Linked DNA regions of Homo sapiens: region 2 is linked to region 1. A link is a loop called in an ENCODE intact Hi-C map of the cell type or tissue named here. Cell type or tissue: GM12878. All regions are shown on one strand. Each heading gives the region's core, and the rest is flanking DNA. Links, peaks and the distances in the headings are about the cores only.

Region 1 (8,642 bases), core at 3,127-5,626:
GGCATATGGCAAAAATAACCCTGCTACTGTTTTCCTACCTTTAAGCAAAAAACAATTTCATACTCTTCTAGCTTGTGCTCTTGATTGGCAAATCGCAATAGCTGACTTTATTGGTAATATCAGCTTTCATTTACCAGCCTCTAAGCTCCTGAACTTTTTACAAACTGTGCCTGTTAAATTTGTATCTATTGTTGTTTCTGAGCCCTTGCTTCATGCCACTACTGTCTTTACAGATGGTTTAGGAAAAACTGGAAGAGCAGCTACAGTGTGGCAATAGGCCATGCAAAAATGGCAGCACAAAATCCAGGAACATTTTAAAACCACGCAACAGGCAGAGTTAGGTGCCCTGATATTGGCCTTACAAACTTTTCCTCACCAAGACATAAACATAGTTAGTGATTCCGCTTATGCGGTGTGTAGTATTACTCATTTAGATCTTGCACATGTGAAGGGCATTACTAATGAACCCCTACTAGCTTTGTTTCTTGCAGCGTAAGAGCTCCTCTGTGACCATCATTGTGGGGAAAAGAAAGAGAGATCAGACTGTTACTGTGCCTATGTAGAAAAGGAAGACAAAAGAAACTCCATTTTGATCTGTACAAAGAAAAATTGTTATGCTTTGAGACGCTGTTAACCTGTAACTTTAGCCCCAACCCTGTGCTCACAGAAACATGTGCTGTACTGAATCAAGGTTTAAGGGATTTAGGGGTATGCAGGATGTGCCTTGTTAACTATATGTTTGCAGACAGTATGCTTGGTAAAAGTCATCGCCATTCTCCATTCTCTATTAACCAGGGACACGATGCACTGCGGAAAGCCGCAGGGACCTCTGCCCAAGAAAGCCTGGGTGTTGTCCAAGGTTTCCCCCGACTGAGACAGCCCGAGATATGGCCTCGTGGGATTGGAAAGACCTTACCATCCCCTAGCCCGACACCCGTAAAGGGTCTGTGCTGAGGAGGATTAGTAAAAGAGGAAGGCCTCTTTGTGGTTGAGATAAGAGGAAGTCCTCTGTTTCCCACATGTCCCTGGGAATGGAATGTCTCGGTGTAAAGCCGACTATTCGTTCTATTCTGAGATAGGAGAAAACTGCCCTGTGGCTGGAGGCGAGATATGCTGGCAGCAATACTGCTCTGTTACTCTTTACTAACTGAGATGTTTGGGTAAAGAGAAACATAAATCTAGCCTACGTGCACATCTGGGCACAGTACCTTCCCTTGAACTTATTTATGATGCAGATTCCCTTACTCACATGTTTTCCTGCTGACCTTCTCCCCACCATCACCCTGTTCACCCTGTTCTTCTGCCGCACCCCCCATGCCAAGATAGTGAAAATAGTAATCAATAAACCCTGAGGGAACTCGGAGACCGGCGCCGGTGCAGTTCCTCGCATGCTGAGTGTGCCGGACCCCTGGGCCCACCGTTCTTTCTCTGTACTTTGTGTCTTATTTCTTTTCTCAGTCTCTTGTCTCCACCTGACGAGAAATACCCACAGGTGTGGAGGGGCAAGCCCCCTTCGATCATCACCCTCTTTACATCACACATATTCACTCTCATTCTGGGCTACCTGGTCCCTTATCAGAAGGGAACGCTCGAGCTAATGCTCTGGTACACACACAGATGTGGTTTGCAGACTCTCCTGCTTTTTTGCGAATTCAAGCTGATCATGCTTTTTTTCCATCAGAACGCCTGCAGTCTTAAACAACAGTTTCATTTAACACTTGCTCAAGCTCACATGATTATTAAAACTTATCCTGATTGCCAATGGCATTCTCTTTCCCCTTTTTCCTTAGGACTTGGTGCCAACCCACGAGGTCTGGTGCCTAATGCTATCTGGCAAACTGATGTTACTCAGTATCCACCCTTTGGACGTTTTAAATCTCTCCATGTTACTGTGGACACTTATATAGACCTAATACATGCTATCCCCATGCCGGAGAAAAAACTAAAGATGCAGTTGCTCATTTGTTTGAATCTATTATGACTCCAGGCCTTCCACAAACTGTAAAACTGATAATGGCCCCTGCTATCTTAGTGCTCACTTTGGCTATGCATTGCAACTTTGGCAATAAGATCAACATACAACCCAAGACTGGGATTCTCTGTAACTCAACCAGTCAGGCCATTATTAAACAAGCTCATCAAACTCGTAAAGTATATCTTAATAAACAAAAAAGGGGGAATATCGGGCCCTCTTCTCGAGAACAGGACCTGTCATTGGAGAATCGACTGACAATGACGGTGATGACTCAGAAGGCACCTGACATTACCTGGGGACAGCTAAAGAAATTGGATCAACAGGCAACTATCCGGCTTGCAGGCATAGAAGCCTCTGTAACTGCAGAGAATCAGTTTCTTATGTATCTGGGGGTAATTGGGAAAACTTCTGAGAAAGTAAGACGACATAGATGTTGGGGTGGCTGGTAATTCTTGTCCTTTGCCAAGTGGGATCACCTCAAGAACATGTTTACTGGAGTCATGTTCTAAATCCCCCTGTTTTTAATGTTATTTCATGGTGGGATGCTGACCTGCCTTTGTCATCTAATGATACTTCTTGGACGAGAGGTCGATGGATGCCCCTGTCTTACCCTTCAGTGGAAAATTTGGGATGGATTAAACTTAATAACTCCTTGGTTGTATTGTCTAGTAATCCCCCTCTTTGTTTTTCCACAATAGCACATGCTAAGTGTGTTACTCTTATTCTTCAGGAGTATCTTTACTATCAGTGTAAAAGGGATGCTAAGCTTGCAAACTTGACCTTTATTTCTGCTATTACCACTAATCTTACTGAGGTCTCTAATGAAGCTACACAAGTGCCTGATCTTCCTATATGCCGTCTGAGTAGGGACTGGGGATATAAGTTTGAGGCCATTCAGTGGTCTCCATCCAGACAGCCTGCGCCATGTCAAGGGCCTCTGTTTGATAATGGCACCTTACTTGATTGGAGTCCCCATGGTTATCTTATGTCTGCAAATCAGACTATTGGATCTGGGAGTCCCCAGTAAGTCTATCACCTGGTCAGAGTACAGGCTTTCAGGACCAATATTACAACTAAAAGGGAAACAAGCTTTAAGCCCTGCTCATACCCAAATTTGGAGATTAGAACTTCCTTTTTTTGAATGGGTTCTTTCACATGATGAGTATATTACTAGCAGTGGCAATTATACCCTCTGTTTCCATAATAATGTTACTGACATAGTTGTGATTTGTACTACGCACTCTTATATACTTTTGTTTGGGCAAAGTGTTCCTAATATAGAGCAGAATCAATCCTTTTATAGTAGTAAAGTCTCTTCCAGTAGTTAGTATGCTACATGCCTGTCTCATCGAAATGTTACATAGTTAAATATAACCTATGTCATGATCTTAAAATGGCGTGCAGAATTTTGGCTGCCTGTAAATTTAGCCTGGAGCTGGGAAGGAGATTCAACCCTGCAGCTGTTTAGAAAAGCACTGTCTCATACTCAGAAAAAAAGATTTCTGGCCACTTTAATTGCTTTTTTAGTCTCAGCTATTATTATATTAGCAACTGCTGCTACTGCAGCTGCTTTTTCTAACAAAATCTATTCACACAGCTTCAGTGGTGAACCACATGGTATATAATGTAACCCATAAATTTCAAAAACAGGTAAATATTAATCAAACTACTCTGTCTCACCTGGAGGCTCTTAAAGCTGCAGTTGAATGGCTGGGGGATCAGCAGCTGGCATTCATTACCCATCAACATTTATATTGTAATTGGCAATATAATTCTATCTATGTCACACCTCTGCCATATAATAGCTCCCAATATGCTTGGGAGAGAGTGAAAACACACCTGCAAGGGGCTTATCACAATCATTAGTCTTCTCAAATTCCCACTCTTAAGTGTAAATTTAAAAAACAACTTAAAAAATGGTCACAGCAATTATAAACAAATACCCTTCAACAATTATAAAAAGGCTTTCAATAGTTAAACCCAAACACTTAGTTATCTGGGTTAAACATACACATTTGGGTAATGGCCAATATACTTATTCTTTTTTGTATTTGTTTGCTAGGTATGTACAAATGGCTCTGTGCTGTCACTCAGTGCATCTATAACCAAGAAAAAGCAATAAAAGCTTACCTCGCTTTAAATAACCAACATACTCTAAAAATTAAAGAAGGGGGAGATGTTGAGGGTGCACGGCAACATATCCAAGCTTATGTACATGGCATTTGAGGTTGGGGCATGGAAAAATACTGAGGCACTCTGTGTATGTTATTTATGCATGAGAATGTAACTCCTTGACCCTAAAAACAGGACAAGGATTGAGGTGTGTAATAAGGAACGCTGAAAACAGCCTCCTAAGAAGGTGGTTTGAGAGCTTTTATAAGGTCATAGGTGTCTCATGACCCTCAAAAAGCCATCTAGTGGATGTTTGTGGTTTAACAAGCTCTTTCAATAAATACTTGGCGGACAGATGCTGGGGTGGACTCTCTCAGAAGAGCTCCCCGCCACCCCCGCTCGAGGCCCACTCAGCTGGAATTGTCTAAGAACTCATTCTTGGCATTCACTGCAAGCTATAAACTCTGCATAAAGTTTCCATATCTACACATTTCTTGGCTACATCAATGGTAATTGCTTGGGTGGCCAAATAGAAAGCTTCCCACAGCAGGTGGGAAGTTCCCATACCCAGGGGAATTATTGACGCTAGCTCAATAGTTGAGAGCTGAGAGGCAGGAAGTGGCAGTGAGTCCTGGTCTCGGGGTGAAGAAACCGGTACTCTAGCTAAGCTCTACCTTGCACTAGCTGTGTGTCCTTAGGTAAGTCACTTGCCCTTTCTGGGAAAAGAAGGGCATTTAAATAAACACTCCTCCAAAAGGAGCTTTCCACATAATATAGCTCAGAGATTAAGAGCAAGGCCTCTGAAACCAGAGAGACTAGAATTCAAATCTCAGTCTTACCCCACCTACAGGCCCTTGACCTCAGACATCTTTCGCTTCTCTGAGTCTCAGCTTCCCCAGCTTTGATGAGAGCGTTTGGGGCCATACTGGCAGGGCTGCAGTAAGCAAGGGAAGTAGGCACGTTGCTTATCAACTAAAAAGCTTTATGCACATGGGTGACAATCATCATTGCCATTATTATCTCCCAAGCCTTTGTTTCCCAGGCTCTCTGAGCACGATGTCTGCAGCTCCCGCCAGCAATGGAGTGTTTGTTGTCATCCCGCCAAACAACGCCAGTGGCCTCTGCCCACCTCCGGCCATTCTGCCCACATCCATGTGCCAACCTCCAGGGATTATGCAGTTTGAGGAGCCACCGCTGGGGGCACAGACACCAAGGGCCACACAGCCACCTGACTTGCGGCCCGTGGAGACATTCCTGACAGGAGAGCCCAAAGTTTTGGGGGTAAGAACAGCCTCTCTGCACAACCTGAGGCAGGTAGTGAGTATCCCAGCACCGGAACATTCATGCATGTTTTGGAGAGGGGAGAAGGCAGTTAACAAATATGTAGTAATGACTCAAAGATTCAGCCATGCACCAGGTAGACAAGCACCCTTCCCGCATAAAGTTCACAGAGAGTAAACCAGTAAACAAATGACTCAGAAACCTCCAAAGAGAAAAGTAAGGTTGAAAATGATGACTAGGGCTAAGGGGAATACTAGCGAGGGTAGGTGGAAACTTGTCTCTGGGGAGATGACATTTAAGCCCAAACCTGGCTGTTAGATTGAAGCCAGCCAAGGGAATAGCTAGTGGAAGGGCTGGAGAGGGAGGGCTCACCAGGTAGAGTGCAAAGGCCTTGGGAATGAGTGTGGCTGTTAAAGGAAGAGGTGGAAGCTCGCCATAGCTGGAATGTAATGAGCAAAGGAAAGGGGGAGGTGAGATGGAATGAAAGTGATAGATGAAAGTCAGCCCTGATAGAGCTGAAGGCACATGAAGGATTTCAATCTCAGATGGCCTTGAGCTATTGGTCTCAATAAAATACTGAAGTCATAAAATATTAGGTAGAGATAGAAAGATACATACACACATTTGCACGTGTGTGTGTATACATGTAGCGTTAAAAAGAAAAGCTTTAGGCCAGGTGAGGTGGCTTACGCCTGTAATCCCAGCACTTTGGGAGGCCGAGGCAGGCAGATCATGAAGTCAGGAGATCAAGACCAACCTGGCCAACATGGTGAAACCCCGTCTCTACTAGAAATACAAAAATTAGCTGGGTGTGGAGCCGTGTGCCTGTAGTCCCAGCTACTCGGGAGGCTGAGGCAGGAGAATTGCTTGAACCCGGGAGGTGGAGGTTGCAGTGAGCTGCGATCATGCCACTGCACTCCAGCCTGGGTGACAGTGTGAGACCCCATTTAAAAAAAAAAAGAAAAAGAAAAGCTTTAAACAAATTAAATTTAGCAGAGTTTATGTGAGCTAAGAATAATTCAGGAATCTGGCAGCACTCAAAACCAGAAGAGGTTCAGAGAGCTCCATCCAGCTGTGTGAGCAGTAAGCTCTTATAGGCCAAACACAGAAGTGAAGTAGAGAAATCTCCCGATCAGCTGCAGCTAGGTGTCTGCCTTATTTGGGCATGATGTCATGAGGCATTTGCCTTATTTGGGCATAGTCTGATCAGTTGGCTGAAGCTGTTTGTCATTAGCTGAAACCCAGCTATCTGTTACAAAAATATACTCCTAGGTTAGGTTTCAGTGTGTTTCTGTACTGGTTGGGTTGCAGTTTGTTATGTAGGAACTCAAATTATGGAGACAGGCTAATGGCCACCTGCTATTTTAATTATATACACACATATGTAGATTCTTCAGTATGTTCCTTGGCCTCAGTTTCTCCAAGTAGAAGATGAAAGCATAGATTAAGCAATGGTGATGATGATGAAGGTGAAGATGATGACAGCTCTTACTTATGAAGCATCTCTGAGAGGTGCACGTACTGTGCCGGGGACTTTGCATGCATCATCTCACTAGATTCTCAGCACCACCTTGTAAGAAGGGGATCATCGTTCCTGTTGGACAGATTACGAAACTGAGGTTTCTTAAGACTAAGTCATTTGCCTAAGGCCACACAGCTGATAAATGGCATCCTGTAAACTAGGGATGGCTGACCCTAAAGTTCTACTTTCAACCCCTCTGCTTTGTGGCGTCCAGGACCTCTGGCTCAATCATGCTGGAATTCTATCCTAATAGCTGCACCACATCCATTGGTGCAGAGGGGGACTGGACTGGGGGCACAGACACCAAGGGCCACACAGCCACTGACTTGTGGCCCATGGAGACAGCGGCTGGAATTTCGAAGCCTCAAAGCGGACCCTGGGAACCAGAGCTCTCCCCCTCCAAAAAAAAAAAAAAAATTGATGAGACAAACAAACTGCTGAAAAGCACAAAAAAGTGGAAAATACAAATAAGAGTTATGGAATGCCACCCGCTAAGAATACCACTGCAGACTTAGCTGGCCTGCCGCCTCATAGCTGGGACACTTCGGGCAAGTTACTGAACATCTCTGACCTTCAGTTTCCTCATCTCCAAAATTAGGATAATAATAACCTACCTCTGGCCAGGCGCAGTGGCCCACGCCTGTAATCCCAGCACTGTGGGAGGCCAAGATGGGTGGATCACCTGAGGTCAGGAGTTCGAGACCAGCCTGGCCAACATGGCGAAACCCCGTTTGTACTAAAAGTACAAAAATTAGCCAGGTGTGGTGGCAGGCACCTGTAATCCCCATTACTCAGGAGGCTGAGGCAGGAGAATCACCTAAACCTGGGAGGCAGAGTTTGCAGTGAGCTGAGATGGTGCCATTGCACTCCAGCCTGGGCAACAAGAGTGAAACTCCTTCTCAAAAATAATAATAATAATAGTAATAACCTACCTCTTCTCATTAGGATTAAATGAGACCACATCTGTAAAACCCCCAGCACAGTGCTTAGCATAGACAGGCATTCAATAAGCGGCAGCTGGTGTTTCCCAAGGCATAATGGCAGTAGCTGTGGTGGTCTATCCACAGGGGAAAGATCTAAGGAAGGGGAGCAACGCTGGCGACTTGGACACCATGCCATGCTGTGCCCTGTGAGGACACTGAAAAGATGAAAGACGTGTAGCTGAAGAGAAAAAGAAGCTGAAGATTCAGGGGCTCATGTCCATGAATATCCAAATACTTGGCACTCATGTTAGAAAGAAATATATATTCCACGTGATGCTGACATGACAATTCTAGTTGTTCCCAGTCAGAACTGCCCATAAAAGGACCATGCTGGTTTGGGTAGTGGTGAGTACTGGTCACTGGAGTCCCCGTGAAAGTCACGGAGCCGGAAGTGGCTCCTGGGCTCCCAGGGCTGGATTCCAGCGGTCTTCAACATCTCTTTCCACTCAGTTCCGGAATTCAATAGTTACCCAAAACGTTGCAATGTTTCTGCTATTTGGCAGACCTTACTAGAAGCTCACACTTGGGAAAACCATCCCACTTCTGGGCATAGACTAGTAGGGTGCTGGTAAACCAACTCTTAGAAAGAGAAAAAATCCCACTGGAGATTTCAGCAGGCTGAGAGGCAGCTGCTGCACAGGGCTGGGACGATCAGTGATGGACACGGAAATTGTGTGATGGACGCTGCAGATTGACAGGGTGGTGGGAGATGAGGAAGGGCAAGGTGAGGCATGCGGTGCAGGGAATGTTGGGCCATTGAACCGAGTCC
Region 2 (10,690 bases), core at 3,217-5,716, 130 kb before region 1:
GAGGTTGAAGTATGATGGCTTTCCATACCTAAAGCTATTATAGAGGTCAAATAAGAACTAAAGCCCTATAGGGGAAAATAGAGTATGAAAAAAACCTCTATATGAGTTTTTTTTATTTCAGTTCCTAAGTTTTTCTTCAACACCAATACTGAAATATGCCATACTAGAACTCATACTCTACAATCTCAGTTGCTAGCATTGTTTGTACCTAACAGATTCATTCCCAAATGCAAGAAGTCCGAGGATTAGTAAATATGCTATTCTGGCTGAGGGGTCAGACACAGCAAGCTCTGAGGCCTTTCCTTACGGCAGACCAATTTGGAAATTACAGGATATCAGTTCCTTTCCTCCCAGGAGGCTCTTGGCATCTGTGAAAACTTGCCTATATTATTGCCAACAAGAATCTTTGTTTACCAAAAGCTACCAGGATGAGCAGGCTTTCTCAGGCATTCCACAACTATTCTTCTGAAGAAACCACTCAAGTGTTCAGGAAAGAATCAGAAAATATCTGCCCAAGTAACTTTCTAAATCTTTCAAGACAGTGAAATGGCTAGCAGCTTCTCTTGCTAACAACAGGTTCAATTTCTCTTCTTTCTCCACAAGCACACAGCTACATTTATTTTATAATAAATGTATTTGTATAATTATTGACCAAAGATAAATATATAATTAATTATAAATTACTTACTTTTTAATATTCTATTTCATTTCACATAGGATTTGAAAGAGCTTAACGAATACCTGTAGTAATATAATTAAAATATATCTAAAATGAGTAAATACTTTAAAAATGTTTATTAGCATAAATTGTTATAAGTATATAGTATAGTGATATATGTGAGGAGACTTCAAAAAGTTTGTGGAAAATGGAGTTAAAAGATGAAAAATATGAACTTTATTTCTCAACATAAGATCCACCAAGGTCAAGACACTTCTGTAAGCAATACCAGCCATTTAGTCCATCTCTAAAGGACTGAGGGTCCTGGTATTTTAACCATGTCGGTAAAGCATTTTCTTACATTATTAACTGAAGAGAAATGGGTGTCCTTTAAAGATTTTTTAAGATTAGAAAACAAAATAAATCCAAGGGAGCCAAATCAGGACTGCGAGGTGGATGCCTAATGATTCCCCATCCAAGTTCTCACAAAATTGCCCTTGTTTGCCGAGAGGAACGAGCAGAAGCATTGTTGTGGTGGAGAAGGGCTCTCTGGTGAAACCTTCCCAAGCATTTTTCTGCTAAAACTTTAGCTAACTTTCTCAAAACACTCTTATAATAAGCAGGTGTTACTGTTCCTTGGCCCTCCAGAAAGTCAACAAGCAAAATGCCTTGAGCATACCAAAGAACTGTTACCATAATATTTGGTTTTGACTGATTCAAACTTGCTATGACTGGACCACTTCCACCTCTTGGTAGCCATTACTTTGACTGTGCATTGTCTTCAGGATCATACTGGAAAAGCCATGTTTCACCCCCTATTAAAATTATTCCAAGAAATGCTTCAGGATCTTGATTCCTCTTGTTTAAAATTTTTATTGAAAGTTCTTCTTTTGTATGCAGCTGATCTAGGCACAACAGTTTGGGGACCTATCAAGCGGAAAGTTTGCTCAACTTTAATTTTTCAGCCAGAATTGTGTAAGCAGAACCAATTGAGATATCTATGGTGCTGGCTATTGTTCCAACTGTTAATCATGGGTCCTCTTCAATTAGGGCATGAACAAGATGAACTTTTTTTTCTTGTTAATTGATGTGGATGGTCTGCATGTTTCATCTTCAACATCGTCTCATCACTTCTTAAAACAAGTTATCTATTTTTTGTTTGTTTTTCAAAATGATAGATTGGAGTCTTTGTTAGCACATTGCACCCACTTGATAAGAGCAATATAGTGTGTAGATTCATGCTATGAACTTTTATCCAAGAAGGAGCACAGGAACTCAACAGAAACACTGAAACAAACTTTGAATACCTTGAAAGGAGTGGCAGACAGCAACTTGCACTATGAGTCCGTTGGAAAACTATGAGTCTTGAGAACATGAAAGGGAGACAGACTGTCTCCATGATACAAATTCCCACTTGGGAGCTGTGCAATCCAGGCCATGAGGGAGTGACTTGACCCTACCAGGAGCTGGAGCTAATTTGGTGAGTAGTGGGGAGTATATGAAAAGGAATGGCATCAGGATGTGCTTTGCATGAACTCCCAGATGTCAGTGGGGACAGAAAGAAGGCATTCCTGATCCTAACTCACAGGGAATCTTTCAGAAACTTGCCAGCTAACTCAGGCAGTGGTCATAGGTTGAGAGAAGCTCCAAACTGAGATGTGTGATCTCATCTCAAGTAAGAATGAGATGTAATCTCAATAATCTCAAGGCCAGAACCAAGAGGCAAGAAGAAAGCATGCTCTTGCTACAGGTCCAAAATTAGGCGCCCCTGTTTTGCAGGTCATATTGGGAAGGATGTGGCTTTCAGGCCACATCCTTCTGTTTCTGTCTTGGTTGGGAAGTTTTGCATTCTGAGCATGAACTGTCTGGAACTCAGCTGGCTGTTTCAGCTTTCTGCCAGCAGAAGTTTGTGTATGTGAGACCTACTGTGCCAAAGGCATGGGAGTTGGGTGGGTCTTACTGCCACCTGCTACCCCTTTTCCCCATACAGACACTTTTGTGCAGCAAAAGTGGTTGTACCCCTCCCCGCATCATTGTCCCAGTGGCCAGGGAGCTGCCCTCTGACCCCCATCAGGGCCACCATTTGTACCCACACTTGAGGAGCTAGAGCACTGACTTGCCTGATCCAACCCTCACCTGGCTTTGCCCTTCCACTCGCTTTGGTAGCAGAACATGGACAGGAATTTTTGAGAGTTCCATGGGCTCACCCATTGCCTAGGATATCTGAGTATTTACCCTGGGTAATATAGACCAAGCATAAATTCCACAGCTGCCACTGCAGCTGGCTCTCTACTGCACGCACCACATCCTGGCCAGAGGTCAACTGGCCTAGCCCACTACAATATCTGATGGCACAATAACAGCACTCAAGAAGAAAAAGGCTTTTGCATGATCTCAGCTAACACTATTGACTGCACCACCAAAGCTACTCAGGAGGCCTTGAGCCCATTCACATGCCCAACACATTACTACTACATCTAACAATGGAGAAAGCCACAATGCCAAGGCTATTTACAACCAAGGAAATCTTACAGAGTGTAAGCCACTCCCGTGCCACCATCATTAGAGCTGGTACTTGAACCTGCCACTGGGAAACCATAGGATGGGTCAGCCTGGTCCAGCTCCACTCAACATCACCTCTGGAGCATAAGAGTGGAGTCCAGGCTACTGCACATCTCACAGACCACTCCATAGCCTGAAGCATCCGAGAGCTTCTCCAGATGGCTGACTAGAGATTATCAGTGACAAATTCTGGGAAGGAAAAACCAAAATTACACTTGGATGATCACAGCGCAAATGGAGTATTAAGGGGAGAGTGCTGGAGCTTTTTGGAGAGTTCACTGGAAAAATCTATGATACACAAAAAAAGAAAGAAACAAGAAGCTGGTAGAGCTTAAACCCCAAGAGACAGAGCATTCTGTGGAAAGTGAATGGAATGCTTTCAGCCTCTGTAGGCCTTGTGGCAGCCTGCTGGTATCCAAACTCAAGGAGAGCTTATTTGGACTTGTAAGCCCAAGTATTGGATTGGCCTGTGATTTGGGGGCTTCTTAAGGGCATTACACTGGGCTACCAGCTTGTGCATGTTCCTTCCTTTCCCCCTAGACCTGAGCTATAGAAGCAAGTGCCATACTGGATGTGCAATCATTATGGGACATTGTTCTGCTATGGGACTTTCAACCCTTGTGTCTTCACATCCCCAGATCACTTGCTGACATTTCCCAGCATCAGCCTGGATTGCGGCAGACCCGCGAGGTGATGGCTAGAGCCAGAGGAGCATCAGGATTCACAGTAGTCTTGCTCTCCAAGACTGCCACTCCTGGGGGAAGGAGGAGTGTACCACATCAAGGGAGCACTCTGGGGAACAAAAGAAACTAGAATGTGGGCTTTTCTGTGTCCCAGATCTTCCCACTGTGGGCAGGAAGCACCTGCACCTCCTTCAACAAAGGCACGGGTGCAGTCTTGGGCTTAGTAGGGGAAGACTGGTTCTGCCCTAGCAGTTGAATAGCCCTGGTGCTTATAAAGGGACTTTTCATACCTCTCACCATTTTGCATAAAGGGACTTTTTATCTCTCTCACCCACCACTGAAGACACCACCAGAGCTTCTCCCATGGGAGCTTGGCAAGGGTGCACCTGTAGAAGGCTTTTATGGAACATTCTGAGGTGACAGCATCACCATAGGAGGTGTGCCCTCTGGGTTCAGGATTGCATGAGGAGTGGAGTCCCACTCCCTCTATACAAGAAACATCAGCATTTCTGCAGATGGACGAGGTCCCTGTCTGATCTGAATATCCAGAGTACTAGGACAAGGGTGTGACAGGGAGTTTGATCACTTTCCTCCTGGCCTGGTACTGGAAATAAAGTGGCTGTTTCCGTCCCCCCACTGCAAAGGCGTCAGTGAATTTCACCAGGAGCTCCCCCAGCTGCCTCATCAGGGATAGGGCTTTTGCTCACCAATGGGGTATTGAATATACCCACCTGCTTCAGCCACAGCCAATTCTTACCCACAGGTGCCTCCTGCTGGCCTGAAGGCTAAACTGCTCAACCCAGTTTAAAAAAAAAAAAATGGAATGCACACCACTGGGGAACAAGATAAGTTTCCTGAGAACTCTGCCATTCTGACCCCAAAGGAGACAATAAGCCTGCTCATACACCCAGTACATCACTACTATGAGCAACATCTGAGAAAGCTATAATATAAAGATTCTCTATAACCAAGGAACTCATACAGTGTCTTTGCCACTGAAAGCACCACCCAGAGCTGAAGTTAGGTCATCATAAACTGTACATTATTGTCACATCCTCAAGGTATAAAAAGAAAACTTAGTCCAATCAAAAAATAAATTCAAAAATAATGAAAAGAAATAGTCTATCCAGATGAGAAGAAGCCAGAAAAATAATTCTGGCAATATAGAAAAGCAGAACCTTGCAACACCCTGAAAGGATCATATTAACTCTTCAGCAGTGGATCCAAACCAAAATGAAATATTTGAAATACCAGATAAAGAATTCAAAATATTGATTGTAAAGTTGCTCAATGAGATCCAAGAAAAATTTTAAATCTAACAAAAAGAAATCAAAAATAAATTCAGGATAAGAATGAAAAATTTTCCAAAGAGATAAATACTTTTTTAAATAAAACAGAACATCTACAAATGAAAGACTAATTTAGGGAATTACAAAATGCAGTGGAAAGTATTAACAATAAACTGTACCAAGCAGAAAAAAATCATTTCAGAGCTTGAAGACATGGCTTTTGAATTAATTCAATCATACAAAAATAAATAAACAAAGTTTCCAAAAAATATGGGATTATGCAAAAGGTCCAAACCTAAGAATCATAGATATTCCTGGCCAGGCTCAGTGGCTCACATCTGTAATCCCAGCACTTTGGGAGGCCAAGGCATGCAGATTGCTTGAGCTCAGGACTTTGAGGCCAGCTTGGGCAACATGGCAAAACCCAGTCTCTACAAAATATACAAAAATTAGCAAGGCATGGTGGCATGTGCCTATAAACCCAGCTACTTGGGAGGCTGAGGCACAAGAATCACTTAAACCCAGGAAGTGGAGGTTGCAGTGAGCCAAGATCATGCCACTGCACTCCAGCCTGGGTGACAGGGTGAGACTCTGTCTCAAAAGAAAGAAAAAAGAAAAAAAAGAATCATAGATATTACTCATAGATATTCCTGAGAAAGAAGAAGAAAAAGCAAAAAGTTTGGAAACCTATTTTTGAGAGAATAATTAAGGAAAACTTCCCTAGTCTTGCCAGAGACTTAGACATCCAGATTCAAAATCTCAAGAACTTCTGGAAGATGCATTGCAGAAAGGACATTAGGAAGGCATATAGTCATCAAGCTACCTAAAGGCAACATGAAGAAAGAATTCTAAGAATAGTGAGACAAAAGCATCAAATAACTTAAAAAGAAAAATCTATCAGACTAACAGCAGATTTTTCAGTAGAAACCTGACAATCCAGAAGGAATTGGGGTCCTAGCTTTAGTCTTCTTAAACAAAATAACTGTCAGCCAAGAACTTTGTATCTTGCAAAACTGATTCATAAATGAAGTCCTTCCCAGATAAGCAAACACTAAGGGAATTTGCCACCATTAGATCAGTCTTGCAAAAAATACTCAAAAGAGTTCTAAACATCAAAACGAAATATCCATATGCACCAGTATAAAAACACTTAAAAGTATAAAACTCACAGGGATTAAAAAACAGTAGCACAATGGAAAATAAAAGCAACTAGGTAACAATCAACATGATGACTGGAACAGTACCTTACATATCAATATCAACTTTGAATGTAAATGATATAAATGCCCCACTTGAAAGATATCAATGGTGGAATGGATTTTGAAAACACAATCCAAATATCTACTGCCTTCAAGAGACTAGTAAAGAGTCTTATAGACCCAACGATATAAAAATACCAAATATATATGCACGTAATATCAGAGTTACCAGATTCATAAAACTACTAGATCTAAGAAAAGAGAAGACACCAATATAATAATAGTGGGGGACTTCAACAGTCCACTGGCAGCACTAAGCAGATCATCAAGGCAGAAAGTCAACAAAGAAACACTGGACCTAACAGACATTTACAGAACATTCTAGCAAAAAAAATTGCATAATATACATTCTTCTCATCAGCACATGGAATATTTTCCAAGATACATCACATGATAGGCCACAAAAAAGCTTCAATAATTTTTAAAAGGTTGAAATTATATTACATATCTTCTCAGACCACAGCAAAATAAAACTAGAAATCAATTCCAAGATGACTCTCAAAATCATACAAATACATGGAAATTAAACAACCTGCACCTGAATGAGCTTTGGATCAATGATGAAATAAAAATGGAAATTTAAAAATTTTTTGAAATTATTGATAACAATGGCACAAGTTATCAAAATCTCTAGGATATCACAAAAGTAGTGCTAACAGGGAAGTTTGGGCCAGGCACAGTGGCTCACACCTGTAATCCCAGCATTTCGGGAGGCCAAGGCAGGTGAATCATTTGAGGTCAGGAGTTCAAGACTAGCCTGGCCAACATGGTGAAACCCCATCTCTACTAAGAATACAAAAGTTAGCTGGGCGTGGTGGTGGGCATCTGTAGTCCCAGCTACTCAGGAAGCTGAGGCAGAAGAACCGCTTGAATCGGGGAGGTGGTGGTTGCAGTGAGCCGAGATTGTGCCACTGCACTCCAGCCTGGGTAACAGAGCTAGACTCCATCTCAAAAAAAAAAAAAAAAAAAAAAAGATGGAAGTTTGTAGTCCTAAATGTCTACATCAAAAAGACAGAAAGATCACAAATTGAGAGCCTAGAAACATGCCTGAAGGAACTAGAAAAATAAGAGCAAACCAAAACCAAAGCTAGAATAAAAGAAATCACTAAGATCAGAGTAGAATAATGAAATTGAAACTAAAAAAAAAAAAAAATACAAAGGATCAATGAAATGAAAAGCTGATTCTTTGAAAAGATAAACAAAATTGACAGACAAATATCTAGATTAACCAAGAAAAGAAGGCCGGGCGCTGTGGCTCACGCCTGTAATCCCAGCACTTTGGGAGGCCAAGACGGGCGGATCACGAGGTCAGGAGATCGAGACCATCCTGGCTAACATGGTGAAACCCCGTCTCTACTAAAAATACAAAAAAAAAAAAAAAAAAAAAACAATTAGCCGGGCGTGGTGGCGGGCGCCTGTAGTCCCAGCTACTCGAGAGGCTGAGGCAGGAGAATGGCGTGAACCCGGGAGGCGGAGCTTGCAGTGAGCCGAGATCGCGCCACTGCACTACAGCCTGGGGGACAGAGCAAGACTCCGCCTCAAAAAAAAAAAAAAAAAAAAGAATAGAGAGGATTCAAATAAGCTCAATCAGAAATGAAAATAGAGACATTACAAGTGATTAGACGGAAATACAGAAGATCATCCAAGACTTCTACGAACATTTCTATGCACACAAACTAGAAAATCTAGAGGAAATTGACAATTTCTGGGAAACATGCAATCCCCAAGCTTGAATCAAGAAGAAATAGAAATCCTGAACAAACCAATAATAAGTACTGAGATTGAATCGGTAATTTTAAAAAATCTCCCAACAAGAACAAAAAAAGAGCCCAGGGCAAGACAGATTCACAGCCAAATTCTACCAGACCTTCAAATAACTGACATACTTAAAATATCCCAAAAAACTAAGAAAAAGGGAATTCTCTCTTACTCATTCTACAAAGCCGGTAGCACCCTGATACCAAAGCCAGGAAAGGACACAACAAAAAAAGGAAAACTACAGACCTAAATCCCTGATAAAATTAAATGTGAAAATCCTCAACAAAATACTAGCAAACTGAATCCAACAGCACACCAAAAAATTAATTCACCAAGATCAGGTGGATTTCATCCCAGGGACACAATGATAGTTTAACATATGCAAGTCAATAAATGTAATTCACCACATAAAAAGAACTTAAAACAAAAACTATATGATAGACTCAAAGGGCACAGAAAAAGCATTTGATAAAATTCAGCATCTCTTCATGATAAAAAACCCTCAACAAACTAGGCATAGAAGAAACATACCTCAAAATAATAAAAGAGGTTGGGCGCAGTGGCTTAAGCCTGTAATCCCAGCACTTTGGGAGGCTGAGGCAGGCAGATCACTTGAGGTCAAGAGTTAGAGACCAGCGTGGCCAACATGGTGAAACCCCCTCCACCAAACCTGGCTAATTTTTATCTTTACTAAAAATAAAAAATTAGCCAGGTTTCTGTACTCCCAGCTACTCGGGAGTTGAGCTCCCAGCTACTCGGGAGGCTGAGGCAGGAGAATCACTTGAACCCAGGAGGCAGAGGCTGCAGTGAGCTGAGAGCACGCCACTGCACTCCAGCCTGGGCGAAGGGAGAGAAACCTTGTCTCAAAAAAAAAAATTAAATAATAATAAAAGCTATATGTGACAAACCCACAGCCAACATCATACTGAATGGGAAAAAATTAAAAGCATTCCCCTTCATAACTGGAGCAAGACAAGAATGCCCACTTTCACTACTCCTATTCAACATAGTACTCAAAGTCCTGGCCAGAGCAATCAGGCAAAAGAAAAATAAAAAAATAAGGCGCATCCAAATTGAAAAAGAGGAAGTCAAATTATTTATCTTTGCTAGTAATATGACCTTATGCCTTAAAAACCTTAAAGACTCCTCCAAAAGACTCCCAGATTTGATAAATGAATTCAGTAAAGTCTCAGGTTACAAAATCAACATACACAAATCAGTAGCACTGCTATATACTAATAACAACCAAGCTGAGAATCAAATCAGGAACTCAATCCCATTTACAATAACTATAGAAAAAAACACCTAAAAATATACTTAACCAAGGAGTTGAAGGATCTGTACAAGGAGAATTACAAAACACTGGTAAAAAGAAATCACAGATGACACAAATGGAAAAACATCCCATGCTCGTAGATTCGAAGAACCAATATTGTGAAAATGACCATACTGTTCAAAGAAGTGTACAGATTCAATGAAATTCCTATCAAGAAACCAATGTCATTTTTCACAGAATTTACCCCAGTAACAATGACCATTATTGAAAAGTCAAAAACCCATAGACGTTGGTGAGGATGCAGTTAAATGGAAATGCTTATGCACTGTTGATGGGACGTAAATTAGAATAACCTCTATGGAAAACAGTATGGAGGTTTCTCAAAGAACTACAAGTAAGTCTACCATTCAATGCAACAATCCCACTACTGGGTATCTATCCAAAGGAATAGAAGTCATATCAAAAAGTTACCTGTACTTATATGTTTATCACAGCACAATTCACAATTGCAAAGATACTGTGATGGTTAATACTGAATGTCAACTTCTTTTGGATAGAAGGATGCAAAGTATTGCGCCTCAGTGTGTCTGTGAGGGTGTTGCCAAAGGAGATTAACATTTGAGTCAGTGGGCTGGGCACCATCTAATCAGCCAGCGCAGCTCGGATATAAAGCAGGCAGAAAAACGTGAAAAGGCTAGAGACTGGCTTAGCCTCCCAACCTACATCTTTCTCCCATGCTGGATGCTTCTTGCCCTCGAACATCAGACTCCAAGTTCTTCATCTTTGGGATTTGAACTGGCTTCCTTGCTCCTCAGATTGCAGACAGACTATTGTGGGACCTTGTGACCATGCGAGTTAATACTACTTAATAAACTCTCATATATATATATATATAATCCTATTAGTTCTGTGCCTCTAGAGAACCCTGACTAATACAGATATGGAATGTACCTAAGTGCCCATCAACTGATGAGTGGATAAAGAAAATATGGGAGATATGTATATATACACCATGGAATATTTATACACCAGCAATAAAAGAGAACAGAAAGCCAAATATACATGTTCCCACTTATAAATGTGGCTAAGTTACGGTTCTCAAGGCCATATAAAGGTCTATAATGGACACTGGAGACTCAGAAGCGGGAGGGTGGAGGGGGAGTGAGGGATGAAAAATTACCTATTGGATACAATGTACACTCTTG

Evidence for each region. Peaks named below come from ENCODE experiments on the same cell type or tissue, not always from the same donor. Only the 100,000 strongest peaks of a DNase experiment are listed, where the experiment ranks them.
Region 2: it touches region 1 in a loop (3-fold over the local background); 1 of 110 quality-filtered maps calls a loop at or near these places.

What each region holds. Positions count from the first base shown.
Region 1 is chr11:60,758,591-60,767,232 of GRCh38, forward strand. MS4A15 (membrane spanning 4-domains A15) reads left to right here. Exons shown (of 7, transcript NM_001098835.2): 2 at 5,116-5,368. The coding sequence starts at 5,144. Among named protein-coding and RNA genes, the nearest start is that of MS4A15, 6.0 kb to the left of the region's middle. RefSeq lists enhancers at 4,573-4,632, 4,663-4,752, 5,833-5,962, 6,690-6,869. In GM12878, for the core only: CTCF peaks have their summits at 4,378 and 5,302; DNase peaks (open chromatin) are centred at 4,691 and 5,551; H3K4me3 peaks cover 986 bases; H3K27ac peaks cover 2,467 bases.
Region 2 is chr11:60,629,687-60,640,376 of GRCh38, forward strand. All of the region lies in intron 3 of LINC00301 (long intergenic non-protein coding RNA 301), which reads left to right. All of the region lies in intron 4 of LOC105369321 (a long non-coding RNA gene), which reads right to left. Among named protein-coding and RNA genes, the nearest start is that of LINC00301, 19 kb to the left of the region's middle. RefSeq lists an enhancer at 4,286-4,385. In GM12878, for the core only: CTCF peaks have their summits at 4,105 and 4,682 (motif pointing left); a DNase peak (open chromatin) is centred at 4,235; H3K27ac peaks cover 1,040 bases.